3 separate regions of the Homo sapiens genome follow, and all the other regions are linked to region 2. A link is a loop called in an ENCODE intact Hi-C map of the cell type or tissue named here. Cell type or tissue: PC-3. All regions are shown on one strand. Region 1 overlaps GHR (growth hormone receptor). Region 2 has its middle 63 kb from the start of GHR. Region 3 has its middle 67 kb from the start of LINC02996.

Region 1 (4,000 bases), 140 kb after region 2:
TGGCCATCTCTGCATCCAAATTTCTTTTACTAATTGGAGAAAACCACTAATTGTACATTTTAAACTCAAAATGTCTTTATGTATATATATATTTAAAATATATTTTATTATTTTTATTAATTTATTAATTATAATTATATTTATTAAAATAATAATTATTTTTATTAATTTATACATATGTATAATTTATGTTTTCTCCATGTGGCTAGCTGTTGATCTAAAGGAGAAGGAGCAAGGCAGGAAAATTATCAGGTTCAGTGTTTAACTGGGAGATGAGGACATCACTAAAAGAAAGGTACAGCAGGTTCTACTGGTATGTACAAGTTTTGATTACAAGGTGTACTCTTGCCACCTGGTGTGGTGTCTCAGCTAACTTTAGTTTCTGATTACCGGGGTCTCTGAGACAACTCTCCAGGGTCAGGTATAGAGCTCCTTTTGCCCTTGGCATGTTCCAAATCGCTTCCTTATGCTCAACCTTCTGAGCAATACAAGGAAAAATTCCTTGTATTGGCATGTTATGAAGGTTATTGAAATACTTTAGGAAATGCCTTTGACCTTGTTTTGTACTTAGAGGATGATCTCATTCAGAAATGGGTAGTGTCAAAATATGGAATGTGCTAGTAAAATAAGCACACAATTCACTTAAAGAAACAAAAACAAGACAAGACAAAACAAAACAAAACTTGTTTGGGATGGGTGAAAGGCATGGGGCTGCAATTCATCCTGGATTTTAAGGTTAGAAGTGGTTGAAAGAAATGTGATATTTTTACCTAAACCGTGGTCAACTATACTTTTACTTTTTAGCAATGATGTGAATGAAGAATGGCTTTGAAGACTGTTGGTGGATTTGACAAATATTTATCAAGAGCCTGCTATGAGTGTCACCATTATAGGTGGTAGAGATTCCACAATGAACAAAACAGAGTCCTTTCTTACATTTTGTGAAGGGAGACCACCTCTAAACAAATATATATCATGTCAGGTAGAGATAAGTGCCATGGGGAAAAACAAAATAGGGTAAGGGGCTAGGTGGGGCAGGATCAGACCAAGGAATTTATATTTTATATAAGATTGTCAGGGAATGCCTCTCTAATTAGATGACTTTTTTTTTAATAGAACTGAAGGACATAAAAGGACGAGGCTTATGGATATCTGGGGGAAGATGTCAGAGGCTGTTATAAAAGTTGCAACAGGAAACTGATTAGGACTCTTAGCAGACTTATATGTGCTTAGAATGAAAGGGATTGGGATAAAAGAAAAGAGGGGAGCTTTGGGAAAGCATTAAACTGTGGCCATAGCACTGATTGGATAAACCATAACATTGGATTATGGGTCTGCAAATTTCTTACATTTTTTTTAAAGTGTCAGACCCATAGCCCTAGTAATAAGCAACATGGTCTTTTCTTTGAGCATAGCTGTAATGAACATGTTATTCTTTTGGAGTTATCCTGCAAAGCTTATCAAACTCAAGAAGCAATAGTTTATATGCATTGCCCAGGTTGAATATTATTAATTTGGGTTGGGAAGTGATATGACCACATTCTGACTGACTATAGGCCCTAGTTCAGTTTACCTGATTTTATGCCCAATTTTTAATGAGAAGGGAGCTTGCTAGGCCAGGCAGGAAGAAAGAAATGGGGACAGTGTCAAGCAGGAAATGCAGAAGAGTTGAGTGTAGGTAAATCCCATCTTTCCTGGCTTTACGTTGCCTTCACATCCCTCATAATGATCTTCTACCTCAGTCTTCAGTATAAGCAGTATGTTGTTCTAAAGGTATGAAGTCTTGGCCAGGCACCGTGGCTCACGCCTGTAATCCCAGCACTTTGGGAGGCCGAGGTGGGTAGATCACGAGGTCAGGAGATTGAGATCATCCTGGCCAACATGATGAAACCCCATCTCTACTAAAAATACAAAAATTAGCTGGGAGTGGTGGTGCACACCTGTAGTCCCAGCTACTCGGGAGGCTGAGGCAGGAGAATCGCTTGAACCCAGGAGGCGGAGGTTGCAGTGAGCCGAGATCGCACCACTGCACTCCAGCCTGAGAACGGAGCGAGATTCCGTCTCAAAATAAAATAAAATAAAATAAAAGTAAAGGTATGAAGTCTTTTCCAAGCTAAGGCAAGAATGCTGAAACCTCAATCATAGCACTTTTCCAAAAGAGTCTTACCTTATATTCTGGATCTCTTCATTATCTCAAGAGGGGCTTCTTTCTCTTTAAATGTGAAAAGAAGAGAGGCATCAGCTAGCCCTATTAGCCCAGGGCTAAGAATTGCTCCAGATTTTTGAATGCTTAACCTTAAACAAAGTCACATGTACCAGTGGAAAGTGGCTCCCCTGTTTTCAAGGACAGGTCAGATTTTAACTACGTGCCTCTTAGGCTTGCCCTGTCTTCGGAGTTGTTAAACATGCATGTTGGGAGCTGTTGACTGTTTTTTTTTTTTTTTCTTTCTTTCTTTTTTTGCCTTATAATTTACTTTTATTTTAAATCTATTATACTTTGAACTGTTGACTGTTAGAGAAAGCAGTACTGGCTTAGGATCAGCAGAGAATATGGTTGAATTCTATTTCTTAAACTGAGGAGAATTTCTGTTTGAGCCCAGTCCAAGTCATTACTTGAGCAATTTTTTGCGCATTTTGCTGCTTAAGTGTTTATTTTTTTTTTGCTTTTACAAGTAATTTTTTTTAAAAAAGTTATCATACACTCAGCAAACATTTTTTGAGCACGTACACAATGCCCAGCCCTGTGCCATGCATGTTCAAAAAAAAAAATAGGTAACATTATATCTGTGCTTGTGAAATTAATACATTTGTTAGAAAGATAAGACTTCAATCAGTAAAGCAATCCAAGAAGGAACAAGTACAAATCCAGGAAGGAGACATTAGCTCAGTGGAAAGAGTCCACTGAGGTAGGTAGACTTGGGTTTGAGTCAGAAGCAAGAGATTGCTTTTGTGAGATTTCGCTTATCCTGTGTGGGCCTCAGCTTCCTGTTATGTAAAATGGGATAATAGTACCTATTACATTGTCACATTGGATTGCTGTGATGACTTGATAATATTTATATACAAAGCAACCAGTATAATGCGTGCTCATAGTAAGCACTTATTATATTATTATTATTTATTGGACATATAATTAGAAGGTCTGGGTTATAATCTTGATTCTACAATTATTTAGTTTTGGTAAGTCACTTAACTTTATCATACCATTCATGCATATTACCTATAAAGTGAAAGGAACAGAGGTTCTACAATTTATCTCCCAAATTCCATGGTATTTTGAACCAAAATGTATTGAATAAGTATTTGATGTTTGCTTCCCCTTCTTGTTAGTGATATTTACAATAGCAATAAAACATCAATATTTATTTAGGACTTGCTCTGGAGCCACGAGCCGTGGTGTGTTCTTGACATTATGTTATTTACTCCATGCTGCATACTCAGTGAGACAGATAACCTTGTCTTGTTTCCTAGATCCTAGGCCATATTTTATCCAGTTTAATATTTCTGAAATCAGAATGTATTATGTAGTATTATGTAGTTAATAAATATATTTAATGTGGAATTTTTTTCCCAAAAGCCCTTTCTAAGTGAGATGGACCCTCTTATGATTTAATGAGGATGTCTTCCAAGGGAAATAAATATTTTTTCTATATTTCTGATGGTAAAGTTGAAGCATAGAGAGGATAATTTACATGACCAAGATTAATGAACTAACAAAAGCAAATTCAGGACTTGAACTTAGGTTTGTTTTATTTAACAATGCTCACCCTACCGTACTTCTTGGGAGCAAAAAATTTAAAAAGTTTCTAACATATATTCATTAGTTCTTTCCATTTTTTATAGCAAAATATATTTGATCTGTCTCTAGAATCAATGATAGATTCACTATTTGTTAACTTTTAACAGGAATATATTTTAGTCCCTCTAGCCTGACTTTATAGGCTATGTACCCAGTACATGAAAATATATAGTAGCCTCAGTTTAATGTTGATGTTTATTT
Region 2 (4,000 bases):
CAAGCTATACTACAAGGCTATAGTAACCAAAACAGCATGGTACTGGTACCAAAACAGATATCTAGACCAATGGAACAGAACAGAGTCCCCAGAAATAATACCACACATCTACAACCATCTGATCTTTGACAAACCTGACAAAAACATGCAATGGGGAAAGGATTCCCTGTTTAATAAATGGCACTGGGAAAACTGGCTAGCCATATGTAGAAAGCTGAAACTGGATCCCTTCCTTACACACTATCCAAAAAGTAACTCAAGATGGATTAAAGAGTTAAATGTAATACCTAAAACCATAAAAACCCTAGAAGAAAATCTAGGCAATACCATTCAGGACACCGGCATGGGCAAAGACTTCAAGACTAAAACACCAAAAGCAATGGCAACAAAAGCAAAATAGACAAATGGTAATTTGTCTAATTAAAGTAAAGAGCTTCTGCACAGCAAAACAAACTATCATCAGAGTGAACAGGCAACCTACAGAATGGGAGAAAAATTTTGCAATCTACCCATCTGACAAAGGGCTAATATCCAGAATCTACAAAAAACTTAAACAAATTTACAAGAAAAAAATGAACAACCCCATCAAAAAGTGGGCAAAGGATACGAACAGACACTTCTGAAAAGAAGACATTTATGCCCCCAACAGACATATGAAAAAATGCTCATCAACCCTGGTCATCAGAGAAATGCAAATCAAAGCCACAATCAGATACCATCTCACACCGGCTAGAATGGTGATCATTAAAAAGTCAGGAAACAACAGATGCTGGAGAAGATGTGGAGAAATAGGAATGCTTTTACACTGTTGGTGGGAGTGTAAATTAGTTCAACCATTGTGGAAGATAGTGTGGTGATTCCTCAAGGATCTAGAACTAGAAATACCACAAGACCCAGCGATCCCATTACTGGGTATATACCCAAAGGATTATAAATCATGTTACTATAAAGACACATGCACACATATGTTCATTGCAGCACTATTCACAATAGCAAAGACTTGGAACCAACGCAAATGTCCATTAATGATGGACTGGATTAAGGAAATGTGGCACATATACACCATGGAATTCTATGCAGCCATAAAGAGGAGTTCATGTCCTTTGCAGGGACATGGATGAAGCTGGAAACCGTCATTCTCAGCAAACTATCACAAGGACAGAAAACGAAACACCACATCTTCTCACTTATAAGTGGGAGTTGAACAATGAGAACACATGGACACAGGGCAGGGAACATCACACACAGGGGCCTGTCGTGGTGGGGGGGTCTGGGGGAGGGATAGCATTAGGAAAAATACCTACTGTAAATGACAAGTTGAAGGGTGCAGCAAACCAACACGGCACATGTATACCTATGTAACAAACCTGCACGTTGTGCACAGGTACCCTAGAACTTAAAGTATAATTTTAAAAAATTTTTCAAAATAAAAAGTTAAACATAAAAAAAGTCTGTTCCAATAATACACAGGTATACTGTGGCTTGGGTCCTCCTTACAAACATGTTACCCTTTAAATAAATACTGGGCCAGATTGTGACAGAGCAGATTTGCTACACAGAGGCCTTTTTCTTGGAGGCCCCAAAGTCTCTCCCACTACGTACTGTGTATCCCTCAGGATCAGCAATAGAAAAATTAAAGTTGGAAAAAATTTTTTATGCTTCATGAATGGCTTAGAGCACCTCAAATACCTCGTGGAATAATTTTTATTTGCTCTAGTTGGAGACAACAAATAATTGGAGACAACAAAAGATGGTTTTAGACATAACTGTGGACTAGAGGGAGCTTTCTATGACACATGCAGACTTCTCTTTCTGGTTCCTTATGCCTTGAGCATCTCTCCTTTACTCTTCCCTCTGTCCATGTTCTGCCTTCAATTAACAACACTCTCAAGACTCTATTCTCTGAAGTGAAATTAAAGCCAGCAGTCGTCAGAGAAACTCTAACAGTGTTATTTTACTGTTTCAAATGTATGATACTGGATTACACAAGCCATTGTGACAAACTGCTGGTGTCCGGACATTACTTATAACACTGTTCCTATGAGTAAATGCTTTCCAAGTTACACACAGCTGACTCACAAATAAACTTTTGGCCCACAATCCATTTATATGTTGGGGACTGTTTGTACTAATATAAGATCCTTGCCACAGGATTTTTAAAAGCCATTGCAACAAATAATTCTTTTAATTTCTAAGAAAACCCACCACTTCTGCAAGTTGTATGTTGTTTTTATCTCTAGATATCAAATTGCCTTAAAGCAAAACTTCCCAGTATGGATATCTAGTTGGGAAAATAGTCTGACAACAACAAAGAGAAGATAAATGAGAAAGCAAGATTGAACATAACTCATTTACAAGAAAAGGCCTTTGATTCTGTACTTTGTCCTTCAGCTTCAGAATTCAATTTTCCTACTCTCAATTTTCTGCTGTTCAAATGCTGCAGTCGTTTTGTTGCTTGGATATAAATGGTGGACTCCAGCTCTGAAAGAAACAAAGTTGGTGAAAAATTCACAGGAAGCCAACTCCTTCTTTCAGTTCTTTGTCAAAGCCCTTTGTATTTTCAAAGTGATCAAAGGCACTTGCAGGTGAAAAGCCGAGAGCTGTCAGTGGTGCTAGGGAGGGCGTGCTGTGGAAATGCTATCCTTTTAGGAATACAGTTTTTTTCTGAAGGAGGAAGAGTGAGGGAATTGTATAAATAATCCTAGAGGCCATTGGAGTACAATTTTAACTTGTCAGCCCTATTTAAATTTGGGTCACTCTTGTTACTGGTTCTGGTTATAAAAAACCTCCCTCAGGGGGTAAGAATCCTTTCCTCTCCTCACAAGATCTTTCCTAATTCTCCTGCCTCCCCTTGTTCAGGCATCATGCTTGGAGGAGAGCAACATCATTTATGTAGCAGCCCATTTCAAGCTTCTTTTAGATGGAGATAATTACAGATGGAAAATGTGCCACAGAAAGAGACCACCTGTGGTCAGTGCCTCACAAATGGAAATGTAAAAGGTGACTTGTATGGATCACAATGCTCTGCAAAGCTAACTTCCTGAGTAATTTTAAATTCTTTTAAGATGGAATATCTCTCTTCAATTAAGATTTGGGATAATCAAATATTATAAGGGAGCCTTGGGACATAGCATATTTAAAGAGACTTGCCTGTGTGCACAACTCATGCTGAAATAGAAGTAGATTAAACTCCATGCCATTCATATAAAATCTCTAACCTGTGAGAGTTTATTATTTATAGTAGTGGGTCTGCAAACTACAGCCCTCAAGCTAAATCTGACTCATCGCCTGTTTCTTTGTTGTTTTTTTCAGCTTACCGGTTAACAATGGTTTTTATACTTTTACGTGGTTGGAAAAAAACAAAAGAAGATAATGTTTTGTGACACATGAAAAGTATTTGAAATTCAAATTTCAGTGTACAGGAATATAGTTTTGTTGGAATATGGTAATGCCCACTCATTTATGTGTTGCTTATGGCTGGTTTTATCCCACAACTGCAGACTTCAGTAGTTGCAAGGGAGACTGTGTATGGTCTTCAAAGCTTAACATATTTACTATCCGGATCTTTCTGAAAAAAACTTGCCAATCCCTGTTTCATGTTCACTGAGAATTCACTTTTTCTAGTGATGTGCTGCAACGAGGTAGGGCATTCTTGGAGCAGGAGACAAATGTTATAAAGGAGAGGGGGAAATAATCCCAGAGAAGCATGAGGGCATCGGAAGGCACACCTGCCAGCATCACAGGTTGTCTCAGCTAGGGCTGTGATTTGCTTTTCTCTGAAGAACTTCATGCCTACAGCCTATATTTTTAATAGAGGGAACTAGGATACAGCGAAAGTTGGACAAATGAGGACACAGAAAAAGAGGAGAGAATAGTGGCAGCTATAACACAGACATACATTATTTTCTGTCTCTGACTCCTCTTCTCTCCCTCACTATCTTTAGTGGTCGCACTTGAGATATGAAGAGGATGGGGAAAAAGAGGGAGGAAAGTAGGAGGG
Region 3 (4,000 bases), 120 kb before region 2:
ATCTGAAACACTGTGCATACATATCCTTCAAGATAAGGAACAACCAAGGGTGCCTGTTATTCCCACTTTCAGTTCAGTGTTGTCTAGAGTTCCTAGCCAGCTTAGTAAGGTGGAAAAAGAATAAAAGTGTAAGAAAGAAAAAGGAGGTAACAAATATTGTATTTAATAAATGCTATGACTATAGCATATAGGAAAATTACACATGAATTCAAATTAACAAGACTAACAAGCAAAATTGCTAGATCCAAAGTTGATATCAAAATAAAAATTGCATTTCCATATACAAGCAATAAATAAAAGAGAAATTTTGAAACCAGCCACCAATTTTAGCAGACAATTTAAAAAATTTAAGAATAAATCTAACCAAGGGTGAATAAAACCTCTACTCAGAAACCTAAATACATAATTGAAGGAAATTAAAGGCAACTAAACAGAAGGGTATTCCATGCTCTTGAATTTGAAGACCCACTATTATAAAACTATGAATTGCCTCCAGATTAATCTACAGATTCAATGCAATATCAATTGAAATCTCAGCTGCTATTTTTGTGGAAATAGACACAATGATTATTAAATTTATGTGAAAATGCAGAGTGAAGACCAGTTCAGATAATCTCAAAGAAGGAAAATAGAAAACAGTGGAGGAAAGACTTATTTTACTAGATACTAAATACCACTTACAAAGCTACAGAAATTAAAACAATGTGGAACTAGTACCAGATTAGACAAATTAGCCAATGAGACAGAAGATCCCCCACCACCACCTCACAAAGACCTACAAACATACAGCCACTTGATATATGATAATGGAGGCACTACAGAGCAGAAAGAGCAAAACATGTTATTTTCTATAGACTGTACTGAGACAATTGGTTTTCTCTATGGGGAAAAATGAATCTAACCCTAACTTATACCACATAAAAATAAATCCTAAGTGATAACTGAATGTGAGAAGTAGTGTGAACGTTGTATTAAAAGAGAAACAAGCTATACTAACAATAAAGGAAAAGCATAGTACATTTGATTACAATAAATTTTAAAACTTCTTTTCATCAAAAGATAAGAGTAAGAGTGTGAAATGGTAAACCAGATAGTGGTAGAGAATATTTATGATGCATATACTTGACAGAAGGCTATCACACATAATATTCCTACAAATCAATAAGAACACAGAAACCTAGTAGAAATCTAGTAGAAAAATGGCAAAGGGACTTAAAAGGGATTTATTACAAAGAAAAGCAAAATCACTAAAAACATCATATGAAAAGGTGTTCATTCTCTTTAGACATCAGAAAAATTCAAAATAAAACCACAAGAAAATACTCTTCCCACCTCACCAGGATGACTCAACTCGGAAGACTAAATATCAAGGGTAAGCCAGGCTGTGGAACAAGATTTAATAAAAAAACAAAACGCATCTATGTGCTAAGAGACAAATGCAAGAAAATTCATAGTGATATTATTCATAATAGTAAAAAACTGTAAACAACTCTAATGTCTATAAGAAGTATAATAAACTAATTGTGGCAACTTCATTTTATTTACTAGATAAACAAACTACATCTATATGGAGCAACATGAAAAAAATCTCATAAGCAACCTGAGAGAAATAAACCAAATAGAATATACATAAAGCATGAGTCCATTTATCTGAAGTTCAAAATCAAGTGATACTAGACAATACAGTTTAAGGATAAATTACTTGAAGGGTAAATGTATAAAGAACAGCAAGTAACGTGAGATACCTGGTATACAATCCTTTCCTACTTATCCACTGGTCATGTCACTAAAATTCTCATCATCATTTGTAAAATGAGTAATGTTATTTACCTCTCAAGATTGTTGTAACAGTAAAATGAGATACTGCATGTAAAACTCTGAGTATACAGCCTGGGGGTTTAATTGGTGGTTTCAGTCTCTGAGGGGGCCATTTGACTGCTATCCTTCATAGTTCTGCATCAACTGATGTTGGAAAAGAATCAAAATATGAGCATAATGACTCATAAATCTGATAAACATGGTTCAACCACACTAAAGCAGCATATTCCTAGCTCTTTGGGAAAGGGAGTTCCCAGCACCAAACTTAAAGTCCTTGGAGTTTTGTGAATGGGGAGAGAGAAAGTGCAGGCATAATACTTCGTTATTCTACCTCTAATGAAGAAACAGTGGCCAAAAGATATCAGAATCTTTCCATTCCAACCATCAGATAAACCGATCCCCCTCCCATAGAGGAAGTGTTATATCATTGAAGCCCACCCTCATGGAAGGAGAAGGGTAGTTTCCCCTGAACACCTGATACATACTAAAGACTTACTGCTAAGATGATGATGAGGTTAATGATAATTTAAAAAATTAAAATAACATGTACCCATTCAATAAAAGACCTATAAGCTATAGCTCTTCAGTTTAATTCCAAAACAATCTTAGGAGCCAATTGGCAGAATATTTCACAAACACAAATGTTCTAATCATACCTTAAGAAAGAGCTTTGCACAATCGGTGTAAACAGTCATCTGGTGGTGAGAGTTCCAAGAAGAGGCCCTACTGAAAATAGCATCTTAACTCCCAGTCCAACAGCCTATTGCTGTGTGTGTGATTGCTTTGAGTTTGAAGATCACGGCACTAGAAAACTCTTGTTGAAAGGGTCACTAACAAGGTTCATTCTTTGCTGTACTCACTTCCACTTGAAAGTTTTGTTAGTATACTAAGAAATTAGCCATTAGAGTGTTTTAGAAAAAAAGGAGCCAAACCCAGGGGGGTGGTAAGCCTGAAGCTGAAAGCTGATGAAAGTAGAGAGTCGGAAAGTTTTGGAGCTTGGAAAGCTGCCTGTTGGGAAGTGTGAGGCCCAGGGGAGGACATCCTGCAGAGAATCCAGAGCAAAGGAGAAATGAAGGCGAACTTTATTTACTTCAGCGTTTGGCCAAGGGCTATTCCCACTTTGGGTTATCAGTTTTTAATGCCTTGATGTTAATAATGATGTAACTTTACATAGACAATAAATCCCCTATGAACCCAAGGAGGCAGAGCTTATGGCATCCCTGGCTTATAATGCACTGCTGGGAAATATATAGAACCCTTAAGACCAAATACCTAATCTTTCCCAGAGATGGGTAATGGAATAACTGACTGGGTTACAAATCTATTTATGGGACATTTTGAAACATACATAGTGGGTTTAAATCCAAAAGGCAAATATAAACAGTTACGATTGTGTGCGTTACATGTATTTTATTCAACCCATAGATTTGTAGGTACAAGAATGAAACAACAGCAACAAAGGAAAAAAAATCAGCAAACCAAAACAATAGTAGAATTTATTTATTTGCCTGGGAACAGGCATTGTGAAGAAATTCACTCAATAGTTCTCTAAGAGGAAAATGTCAGTGTTTTTTAAGTGCTAGCATATGGACAGGCATTCATGGCGCTTACACATCACGACATTAATTGAAACCAGTACTTTGGACAGAATAATGAGTCCCTACCTCTGTTCATAATTGGTTAAAATAAATCCCATTGTTTACTGGTCAGGAAAGGGTCTTCTGTTTGTTCCAGTGAAAATCTGGTGTGCTGTAGTAGCCCAACATTCACAGCCATTAATCAGCTTCTGCTGGTCAGAACCAGTTGCTTTGAAATGCAACATTGGTTTTGATATCTCATAGGAAAGCATGACTGTAAGTAGATAACTTTCCCTATACACAGGTAATTGTGCCTTTCTGCTCCTTTTAATTTTGTTAGGAGAAGCCCCAATCTAGATGGACATGTCTGCTCTATTTGTTATCCAAGACAGAATTCCCCCAAGTCCATCACGCACTGAAGAGTCTTTCATTGTACCAAGGCCAGAACTTCATATTTTCCCTTGTTCCTGTCACTGTTACACCCCCAGGGGCTGTTCTCCTTCCCAGGAACTTCACCCTGTTCCTACTGCCTGTCTGGAGTTAAATGGAGACAAGCATGATTAAAACTACCAGTAAGACAAGTTTAGAAAATGAACTTTTTCTTG

The links. Hi-C counts contacts between places; a loop is a spot of excess contacts. Peaks named below come from ENCODE experiments on the same cell type or tissue, not always from the same donor. Only the 100,000 strongest peaks of a DNase experiment are listed, where the experiment ranks them.
Region 1: it touches region 2 in a loop (1.8-fold over the local background); 1 of 110 quality-filtered maps calls a loop at or near these places.
Region 3: it touches region 2 in a loop (8-fold over the local background); 1 of 110 quality-filtered maps calls a loop at or near these places.

What each region holds. Positions count from the first base shown.
Region 1 is chr5:42,502,694-42,506,693 of GRCh38, forward strand. The region is part of intron 1 of GHR (growth hormone receptor); the gene reads left to right. Among named protein-coding and RNA genes, the nearest start is that of GHR, 81 kb to the left of the region's middle. In PC-3, no CTCF peak of the experiment used is centred here; no DNase peak of the experiment used is centred here.
Region 2 is chr5:42,358,243-42,362,242 of GRCh38, forward strand. No RefSeq gene overlaps it. Among named protein-coding and RNA genes, the nearest start is that of GHR, 63 kb to the right of the region's middle. In PC-3, no CTCF peak of the experiment used is centred here; DNase peaks (open chromatin) are centred at 2,059 and 3,279; H3K4me3 peaks cover 955 bases; H3K27ac peaks cover 2,485 bases.
Region 3 is chr5:42,240,484-42,244,483 of GRCh38, forward strand. No RefSeq gene overlaps it. Among named protein-coding and RNA genes, the nearest start is that of LINC02996, 67 kb to the left of the region's middle. In PC-3, no CTCF peak of the experiment used is centred here; DNase peaks (open chromatin) are centred at 1,348 and 1,908; H3K4me3 peaks cover 691 bases; H3K27ac peaks cover 1,761 bases.